Linked DNA regions of Homo sapiens: all the other regions are linked to region 4. A link is a loop called in an ENCODE intact Hi-C map of the cell type or tissue named here. Cell type or tissue: mammary epithelial cell. All regions are shown on one strand.

The links. A loop is a pair of places that touch in the nucleus more often than their neighbours do. Peaks named below come from ENCODE experiments on the same cell type or tissue, not always from the same donor. Only the 100,000 strongest peaks of a DNase experiment are listed, where the experiment ranks them.
Region 1: it touches region 4 in a loop (3-fold over the local background); 8 of 110 quality-filtered maps call a loop at or near these places.
Region 2: a loop joins it to region 4, with 6 times the contacts of the local background. A loop is called at or near these places in 8 of 110 quality-filtered maps.
Region 3: it touches region 4 in a loop (5-fold over the local background); 8 of 110 quality-filtered maps call a loop at or near these places.

Annotation. Positions count from the first base shown.
Region 1 is chr3:170,750,273-170,752,772 of GRCh38, reverse strand. All of the region lies in intron 5 of SLC7A14-AS1 (SLC7A14 antisense RNA 1), which reads right to left. Among named protein-coding and RNA genes, the nearest start is that of RPL22L1, 120 kb to the left of the region's middle. In mammary epithelial cell, no CTCF peak of the experiment used is centred here; a DNase peak (open chromatin) is centred at 1,182; H3K27ac peaks cover 2,073 bases.
Region 2 is chr3:170,613,473-170,615,972 of GRCh38, reverse strand. The region is part of intron 2 of SLC7A14-AS1 (SLC7A14 antisense RNA 1); the gene reads right to left. Among named protein-coding and RNA genes, the nearest start is that of SLC7A14, 29 kb to the right of the region's middle. In mammary epithelial cell, no CTCF peak of the experiment used is centred here; a DNase peak (open chromatin) is centred at 1,172; H3K27ac peaks cover 292 bases.
Region 3 is chr3:170,740,010-170,742,509 of GRCh38, reverse strand. All of the region lies in intron 5 of SLC7A14-AS1 (SLC7A14 antisense RNA 1), which reads right to left. Among named protein-coding and RNA genes, the nearest start is that of RPL22L1, 130 kb to the left of the region's middle. In mammary epithelial cell, no CTCF peak of the experiment used is centred here; DNase peaks (open chromatin) are centred at 579 and 1,049; H3K27ac peaks cover 1,754 bases.
Region 4 is chr3:170,808,699-170,811,198 of GRCh38, reverse strand. The region is part of intron 2 of LOC105374211 (a long non-coding RNA gene); the gene reads right to left. Among named protein-coding and RNA genes, the nearest start is that of RPL22L1, 60 kb to the left of the region's middle. In mammary epithelial cell, a CTCF peak has its summit at 1,509; DNase peaks (open chromatin) are centred at 1,058 and 1,778; H3K27ac peaks cover 2,304 bases.

The DNA of each region.
Region 1 (2,500 bases), 58 kb after region 4:
GGAACACCATTTGTTGATTCATTAACCAACATTTATTACACAACTGCTATGTGTCAGACACTGCTCTAGGTGATGGGGGCCCAAACATACTGTCCCTACCCTCAAGGACAATACTGATTATCTCTTAATCCCCAGGAGCCCCTAGAACACTCGGGCATTAGGCCCCTAACATCCCAGCAAGCCCATTCTGGGTCCCATAGAATTAAAGAATCTGAAGCTAATGCATATTTACTCAGATTTCTATCCCCCGATTTGGATTTGTGGGTTCAAGGGAAAGATTCCAAAGAGGGGTGGGAGTGGAAACTGACATTTCTCTGTACTTCCTGTACATAGTCTGCAGTTGGCCTTATCTGTGGGCACTGTAACTTCTAGGGATGGCTAGTGCCATTTTGAGCCTGAGTTGTTTATTTTGCTCTATAAACTTAAATCTCAGCTGTGTCATCAACAACTAGAGAGAGGAGTAAGGACTCTGACTTCTATTTCTTTGGAATCTGCATATTGTATTATACACCAGTAGGTTCTATAAACATGCTCTTGAGAGGCATATGAATGCATGCTACTGATTTGTCATCAAACTTGTCCTCAGTGTGAATGCACAGATTGGTGTCAGCAGCAACAACTCAGAAGGGAGCTCTCTCTTTTCTTCCTAAATGGCTCTAATAAACACCATCCTGTCAAACCCCAGACTTCTCTTTCACACACTCAGCATATCCTGCTCATGTGTGTGGGAGCTGTAATCACTTCTGGGGTAATTCAAAAATCCTGAATCAACCAAACACTAAACACAGTGATAGGTGCACAGTGCAAACTTAAAAGATATTTGGAGTTGAAACCAAATGTTCTATGAGAAATCTCAGGGGGTCCTTCTGAAATTCGGTCCCTGTGAGCATGACTTGCCTGAGGCCCCCTCTAAAACACGTTCCATCTCTGCTTTCCTCCCTCTTCCTCCCCACATTTCCCTGGAGGGTACAGGCATGCTTGGGTTGGTGCCCAATCCTGAATGACTCAGGGAGTTTACTTTCCTGGTAACATTCCCCAGCTGCCATTTAGAAATAAAAGAAAACAAATACATGGGGCCAGGAGGCCAGGAGCCAGCCAAGAGGTGGTCCTGCATACTGGTTACAGGCTCAGACTCTAGGGTCAGGTAAATCTGGATTCAAATTCAGGCTCTCTCACTTGCCAGTTTTGCACTTGATGGAAATTATGGAATTTCCTTAATGCTCATTTCCTGATCCATGACTAATGATAGTGCCTCTCTTGTGGTTTACTGTGAGGATTAAATAATGGCATTAATGGGAAGTCTTTAGCAGAGAGTCTAAGAGAGAGCACAAGCTCAAACTAAATGTTGCCCAAAAGCATTTTTCTGAGATGCTCTTTTCCTATGCTTCCTGGGGTCTATCCTGGTCTTTATGCCTCTTTGTGGCTGCTAGAATCCCTCTTCTTGAGGATTTCCTCTGCTTGGCTGCCTCTGCCACTTCTCTTTCTCACCCATTGCATCACATCAAAGATGCAGACTCTGATATATACCCTAGCCTAAAGCTCTACTTCCCAGGAATGGGGGCTCCCAACCAATAGTCTCCCTGACCCCAGATCACTCTCCATCAAGCTCCTCCTAGCTTGTTCAAGGCATCTTGTAGCCCGAAACAGTTGACACAATAAAGAATAATTTTGCTTGGTTACAATTTATAAGTGTGTCTTGATTTTATAGGTATCACATGCTATAACCATAAGCTTTATGTTTGTTCTTATTTGAATAATAGCATGATAAAAATAACTCAAGTGAATGCTGCAATAGTTTCTTTTAAAAGTTCTGTGTGTTTTGTAAGTTGAAAAAGATGGGTTTAAAGGATTAAAGTTACAGCATTTCAAAGCTTTTTTATGAAATGTATAACATGCTAATGTTTACTGTGTAGTACATATGTAAATGCCTTACTTGATTGTACATGTTTTGAGCAGAAATGGAATTGTATTTATATATCTCTATAGTGCCTACTACTGAGTTTTGCCTGTCACATGTTCTCAATATATATCCTAATCATGCAGCAAATGGTTACTGAGTATCCGCCTTGTGGGAAGCAATCTACAAGGCTTTGTAAGGAACACAAAGATGAGAATGACACAGGTCTGTCCTGGAAAGACAAGTGATAGGTAACCAGCCAGCTACCATAAGGGGAGGGTGGTTGGTGTGGTCGGAGATAAAAATTAAATGCTGGAGGTTCAGAAAGGGAATATGTGCTTCTGGTTAAAAGACCTCCCTTAAACCTCATGGAAGAGGAGGCATTTGAGCTGAGATTTGAAGGAGATGTAAGATCTGGACATGCCAAGATGGAGCAGGAAGGCTTTGTAGACAGATGTGACAACTTGATCAAAGACCAGAATGCACACAATACAAATAGAATATGGGCAGGAATCTGATTGGTGGTAAGTATGCTAAGTAGGAGAACAAGCCAAGAAAGCAGATTGGACCAAATCCTAAGGAGCTTGGCTGCAGGCTGTGAGG
Region 2 (2,500 bases), 200 kb after region 4:
ATAGATGCTGGAGAGGAAGTGAAGAAATAGGAACGCTTTTACACTGTTGGTGGGAGTGTAAATTCGTTCACCCATTGTGGAAGACAGTGTGACAATTCCTCAAGGATCTAGAACCAGAAATGCCATTCGACCCAGCAATCCCATTACTGGGTATATAACCAAAGGATTATAAATAACTGTAGTATAAAGACACATGCACACATATGTTTATTGCAGCACTATTCACAATAGCAAAGACTTGGAACCAACCCAAATGCCCATCAATGATAGACTGGATAAAGAAAATGTGGCACATATTCACCATGGAATACTATGCAGCCATAAAAAATGAGTTCATGTCCTTTGCAGGAACATGGATGAAGCTGGAAACCATTATTGTCAGCAAACTAACATAGGAACAGAAAATCAAACACCGCATGTTCTCACTCGTAAGTGGGAATTGAATAATGAGAACACATGGACACAGGGAGGGGAACATCACACACCAGGGTCTGTCAGGGGGTTGGGGGCAAGGGGAGGGATAGCATTAGGAGAAGTACCTAACGTAGAAGACGGATTGATGGGTGCAGCAAACCACCATGGCACATGTATAGCTATGTAACAAACCTGCACGTTTTGCACATACATCCCAGAACTTAAAGTATAACAAAAACAAAATCAAACAAAAAAAAGTAAGGTTAGGGAGGCATGACAGTAACTACATTCTGATAATAAACATGTCTTTTTTATTAAAATAAAAAATAAAAAAATAGAGTATTACATAGTAAGAGCTAAATAAGTTAATTCTCACCGACACATTATATACTGGACTTATCGGTCAAAGAAATTCTCAATCCTTCAGAACTAGCTATAATGATACTCTAATAATATGCAGATGTGGCAAGGTTAATTACTTCTCTTGGGAAATACTTGCATTTTAATAATGGCCTTGCATGCTGTTTTAACCTAAATGCTTAACTCTGATAGTGGGAATGTCAGACACGGTAAGGGGTTAATCTACTTGACTGCTTGCCTCCCTGCACCTGTGGCCCTCTAAGCTTTTCAATTTGGACCATTTAACCTTGATGCGTGGATTCAGCCCTGGGACAGGGCCTGGCACTATTTCTCTCTCACACTAGAAAGGATTACGTAACCCCAGCACAGTCACTTGGTGACTCAGTCCCAACACAACTTCAAAAATAGTTTCATGCAGTCTTTTCCTGTGCTTCTTATAGGTTCCAATGGCTGAGTCCTCATCTTTGTTCCTGAACCTGTGCCAGTTTCTTCTAAAGCCTGCCTTGCTTTCCCACTTATCCCCACCTCCTAGAGTTCAGAGACGTCCTGCTGACCCTCAGCCTGCAATTTCTTATTTTACAAGCTTCTTATATAAATTAAACAATGTCACAGTCCTCCCACCTGCTGGAACACTCACCCTTTGCCTCCCACAGAACCTCCCTGATACCCACGGTCCACCCATCTGGACCACCACCTGTTGACAACTGACGGTACCTCCTATGTCCCTACTGATGTCTTGGGCTCAGTGAATCACATTCTGTTGGTCCTGGCACCAACCACACTCTAGTTCAGTAGCAGAAAGGAGAGAGGCATTTTGTAGAGTTGTTAAATCACTGGTACCAAAGCCAGGCCTGGATGATATCCCATAAATAGTTCCTCCAGGCATCAAAGCATAAGACATTTCTTCAGTCACTGGAGTCATCACAGCTGCCCCTCATAAAGTGTCAACACTATCATGCCAGTGGCAGGGAACAGAGGCAACTCTAAACAACAGAAGCAGGGGTCCATATCTGTGGGGTTCTGACTCCCTCAAGGCTTTGTGGTGATGATACTAAGGATCTCTAAACATGTTTTCGTGTTTTCAAAAATTCCTGAAATGCTTTCTATTGTCCTAGAATTGGTGGCCAGTTATCTTTACTTTCTAACAGTGCCATCTATGGTTGCACCATGCACTGCCCAAGAACATACTAAGAGCTAACAAAACATCCCTACTACTCCCAAGCATCACACCAGCCCAGTTTACACAAGAAGGCTGGAAGTTGGGAAAGCACATGTGATGTGTCCCATTGCAGGGAGTTCTGTGTTCATGGTGAGAGGCTTTTCCTCTGTTTACCAGCAGGGAGGACAGGCACTTTCTTCTCACATGTAATATTTGGTGTAACATTAGCTGCTGTAATCGGTGAATCCAAAATTCCATTATGGCTCAAACACAATAGTTTCTTTCTCACATAACAGTTCAAAGCAGGTGTTGTAGTTCCACCAAGGGCTTTCCTCTGTACGTGATTCAGGGATTCTGAGTTTTTCCATCATATTGTTTTGCCATCATTTCCTGGGTCCTCATGATCTGCAACCAGCCGTTGGAAGTGGCAAGAGCGCCTGAAGTGAGCACATCTGCCTCCTAAATGCTTTGACCTGGATATGCACCACATCACTTCTGCTCACAACCCATTGGTGAGAACCAGTCATGTGGGCACACCTGGAGGCAAAGGGGCTGGGAATTGTAGGC
Region 3 (2,500 bases), 69 kb after region 4:
GACAAATCTCATGCATGTTTATAGGAATATACAAATATTCAGCACTCAACAAAGTAAAGCTGCCAATGTCTAGCATCCATTCAAAAATTATCCAGCATGCCTCTTCCTCAATCCATGTTTTCAGTTCTGATCCATCTGTTCCATATTATTTCCAGCTGTACCTTAGGTAGCAAATGTTAAATGTGTCTTTCCTCTCTGCCACTTTCTCTGAATTCTTAGCAGCTTTCACTAGGATTTTGAAACTGCATTCCTGTACCCAAAGACCTCTAGGCCTCACTTGGTTTCTCTCCACTCTCCTGCTAACATAGCCTGAAGCCACCTTTTAGAGAGGATACAAACAAAAACAAAAACCCAAAAACAAACCAAAAAAGGAATGTTGTAGGCCCCAGCAATTTCTTGGTGTAATTCATTTACTAAGAACTGCTCCTTTGGGGACGAATAATCCAGCTTGTCTGACAATTTCTATGTATTATATGCCACTCAGTACAAAGTGTAGTAGTTTAATGACAGGAAGATTTGTGTTGTGAGTAATCTGAGCAAATGTTCCTCAAAGCCACAAGAAGCTTAGGGTTTAAAGGCAAGAAATTTGGGAACGTTTTAAATGTGACTCATCCAGGTAAATAGGACCACAAATATAAAATTCAAAACACATGCTCTAAAAATATCCACATCTTCACATGAAGCATGCTCTCCTTATGTAATAAGGCATGTCTTTTAGATATTTTTCAGAAAGAATCTGATTTCATTCTTGAGAAAAGCTATTAAATTCTAAGATCTGTGCTTTGTGTGATCTCAGTCTCCTGACTAAAGCCTCAGGCAATAATAATATATCAAAAACAAAATCGGCATTGAAAAGATTTTAAAATAGAGGGAACTGCAATAATCTCTTCCTTCCTGGAGGCAGGTCTCTCAGGCTAGGGATGGAGTCACAGGATTCACCTAGAAACGCTTGGTATCCTTGGGATGTCCTCTTAGGTAAGAAAACAAACAAACATCCAAGTATTTGTCAGATTCCTACCACGTGCCAGATTCTGTGTTGTGTGCCAAAGGCTTGGAATAAAATGAAGCCACGCCCCAGCCTCGCAGTTAGTGATGCTCTTATTCAAGTGGTTTTGGTTTGGCTGCCTCTGACACTTTATTCCATGTTGCCTAATAGTTTTAAAAGCCCCTATTTTATAGTCAGTGCATCTTTCTGTGGGTCCCCAGAGAAGGGAAGACTGTGAGGTAAGGGAAATACAGTTTCTTCCCTCCTCCCTCTCTCTCCTCCTCCTTTCATGCCCTTCTGGGCTCTCTGACAAGGGCTGTTGTGGGCGGGGGAGCTCGCAGCGTTTGAGGCTTTAGTTTTAAATTCTGTTCAGGTTTTCCTCTAAGTACTGCTCTTCACTGTGTCTGCTCATAACTGAGTCTCCCCACTTTCCTGGCTCTGCTTATTCTTAGAGCTCAAAGGCCCCTAGGATCACTTCTTCTGCCCCAGCCAAACTCAGCTCTCCCCTCCATTTTGATGTACCAGAAACAACTTTCGGTCCACAAGAAACAGTGGGTTTGTTTGGCAAGTCCCAGGACACTGGGGTATGGCCTGGCAATCAGACCCTGCTGGGCTGGGCTGTGAGTGGCATGTGAATGTGAACGCTCCTACCATGAGCGGCATCAGGCTGTGTCCTGCTCCTTCCCCTTCTTTCCTTTGTATATAGTGATCCCTGTCCCTGGAACTCTTCTCTCATTCCTGCCTACTGCCTCTATTTTCACCTAGCCAACTCCTTTCTTCAAATGTTTCCTCCTATAGAAGTCTTTGGGGGTTAGGTAGTGTTATGGACTGAAATGTTTCCTCTGCTCCCAAATCCATATATTGAAATCCTAAACCCCAGTTTTCAGAATGTGGCTTTATTTAGAGATAGGTTCTTTTCAAAGGTAGTCAAGCTAAAATGAGGTCATTAAGGTGGGCTGTAATCCAACATGACTGGTGTCCTTATAAAAAGAGAAAAGTGAACACAGAGCCGTGCAGAGGAAAGATGATACAAGGAGACACAGGGAAAAGACAGCCATCAACAAGCCAAGGAGTGAGTCTCTCACAGCCCTCAGGAGGAGCTAGCTCTGCCAACACCTTGATCTTGGACTTCTAGCCTCTAGAACTGTAAGAAAATAAATGTCTGTTGTTTAAATCGCCCCACCCATGGTATTTTATTATGGCAGCCCGAGCTGTTGCACTTAGCCTCTCTGAGCTTCAGTTTCTTCATGTATTGACTAGGGGTGATAATTTCTATTTTATGGGTGGATGTGAGGATTGAATGAGATGATATATATGAACATCCCTGGATAGATGGCTGTTCTGTGCACAGGGACAGGCAGGGCATGTCTGCACAGCAAGTGGGGACTGAAGCCAATTTGGGACTTATTGATCATCAGGTGCCTATGGGACATCCAGGAAGACACTCTAGTAGCAATGGCACATACAGTGCTGGGTGAGTGCCAAATCCATGTCAACTGAATTCCTTTATTTTCC
Region 4 (2,500 bases):
AGAAAGCTTGCCTGCCATTGGGGCAGGTGTTGGGCTTGAAACGTTCAGTGTCATTATCTCATTTAATTTTTACAACAATCTGCCAGTTGCTATTACCACCTCCATTTTACAGATAAGGAAACCGAGGACCAGAGAAGCTAAGTACCTTCATATAGATCTGGGATTTAAATTCAGGCATTCTGACTTAAAATTGAATGTATTTTTTAGTCCTAGCTACAAAGCCACTGTCTACCAGAACTACTTGAAATCTCCTTCCCTTTTCTCTGGCTTCTCCTTGTAATTGAGGATCTTACATTGGCAATGGTTATATGAATGATGACGATGATAATTACAATACCAGCTAACTTTTACTGATTACTTACTATAGGCCAAGCAATGTGCTCAACACCAAACTTTTATATCTTCAATTCTCACAGAAAATTTACCGTGAAGTTAGTATTTTTACTGCCATTTCATAGATGAGGCACCTGAAGCTTAGGAATGTTAAGAAATTTTTGCAAGATTACACACCCAAGTAGAGCCTGGTTTGGAACCTAGGTCTAATTGCCCCTAAGCCCGAGTATTTAAACCACTATGCTATACTGTGCATAGGGAGATAATTGAATCTATGGAGAAATACTCAGGGCTATAGTACTACTAATCAGACCTTTAAAAACTGAAAGAATAGTGAAAAGGGGTATAGTCATATCTTTATGTGGCATGGTATAATGATGAAGCTGGAAAAGAGTGCTTACATTCTAAAACAGGAAGCTTTCTAACCTTCCCTGCTTAGAAAAATAATCAACTCTGATTATTTCCATGTATTCTGTTCTTGAATTGGAAATTCCAGGAGTCTGGTTTTAATTGCATAGGAAGTCAACCTGGACTGTTATTGTTTGTCAGGAGTCTGTTTTATCATTTTTATGGTCAAGCAATGGACTTCATCACTAGGGATTTAGTTCATGTGTGTTTCTGTTTCAATGGATACTATCAAGTAATTAAGGTTGAGGGAATGAATGGCTACTTTATTGCTAAACGCTAGCATCTGGCTATAAAATGAGGAAAGAGGGAGTGGTCAGGGGAAAGTGGAAGTATGACTAACACTGAACTTCAGTTAATAGATCTGGACACATTGAACCTGAGTAAATAGGTCTGATATTCTCCTGCTTGCAATGCTGGGGATGAAGTAGATGAGCTCCTTCTCACCAGCACCTTGAAAAGAATCAGATATTAAACTAGAACTCAGCAACTACTCAGTATTATTGGAGTAATATTTTTAAACCCAAAGCATTTGAGTAGTTCCCTAACAATATTTCAAAGAACAAACAAAAAGATGTGTTCATCAGCAAGGTCAGATGTGTATCATCTGAATGCCTGCACTGTGAATAGCTCTGCTAATTGGTGAGCTGAGCATGAAGTGACTTGGATGATTAATTAAGGAGATAGGCCTTGAATAGGACGGAGGTGCATGGCCATTGTTGAGCACCTAAGGCAACAGCCTAAGGAGGAAAACTCACTGAAATTCCCTAGGTGGCAGCAGTGAACAAGGCGTTAGAAGGCCCCGAGGATGTGACAGCTCAGAGAAGGAGTATCTTCTAGGGGTCCAGGAGAAGCTGGATTTGCCATCTGGTTTAAGATTTTGAGGTGGGTGGAGATGGGTGTGGGAATGGGAGACAGTGTAGCACAGCGAAGAGTTAGAATCAGTAAGCCTTCTTAGTCCAGCTCTGCCGATCACTGGCTGTGTGGCCTCGGGACAACTGTTCTGTCAGCAACCTCCACCCACCCCCATTTCCTCCTCCCACAAATGGGGCTAGGTGAGGTCATCCCTGGGTACCTTTTGGCATTATATGATTCACAATTTGATGATGCCTCTGGCATTTTCATTGCACTCTTTACAATGAAAGAACTTGATTACCTTGGTTGGGACGTGGAGGAGAGGGTTGTATGTGTGTATTCCAGAGAGATGCATTATGCTACTGTCTTTTTAGCAGTGTTCTCTGTCTGGAGAATATGCTGATCTTTGCAAACTAGAACAATATTGTTGTCCTACCATTAGCGCAGGTAGGTTTTATATGGTTGACATAATTCGCTCACCTATCGCGCACTCTCAACCGTACGCCCTTGCAGTCCCGCAGCTGTGCTCATAAGGGACAGAGCTTTTTAGCACTCTCTTCCAGCCAACTGAGTTTTTGGCTATGTCTTGGTAGTTATAATATCTTTGTTCTTTTTACGTGGTGCCAGGCACTTTGTTAAGCCCATAATACCTCACAAACATACAGCTCTTTTATTCTACCTTCAAGTAGCTTTTAATTATCTTTGTTTAAACAAACCAATCTCTCAAACCCAATTCACCTTAATAATAACTAATATGTACAAATGTTTATTATGTGCCAGGCATATATGTGTGTCCTGAATATGTTATTCTATTTAACCCTTAAAATAAGCCTATGGATTAATACTAGTACTTTACATTATCTGTAGATGGAAATTGAGGCCTAGAGAGGTTAAATAACTTGCCCAA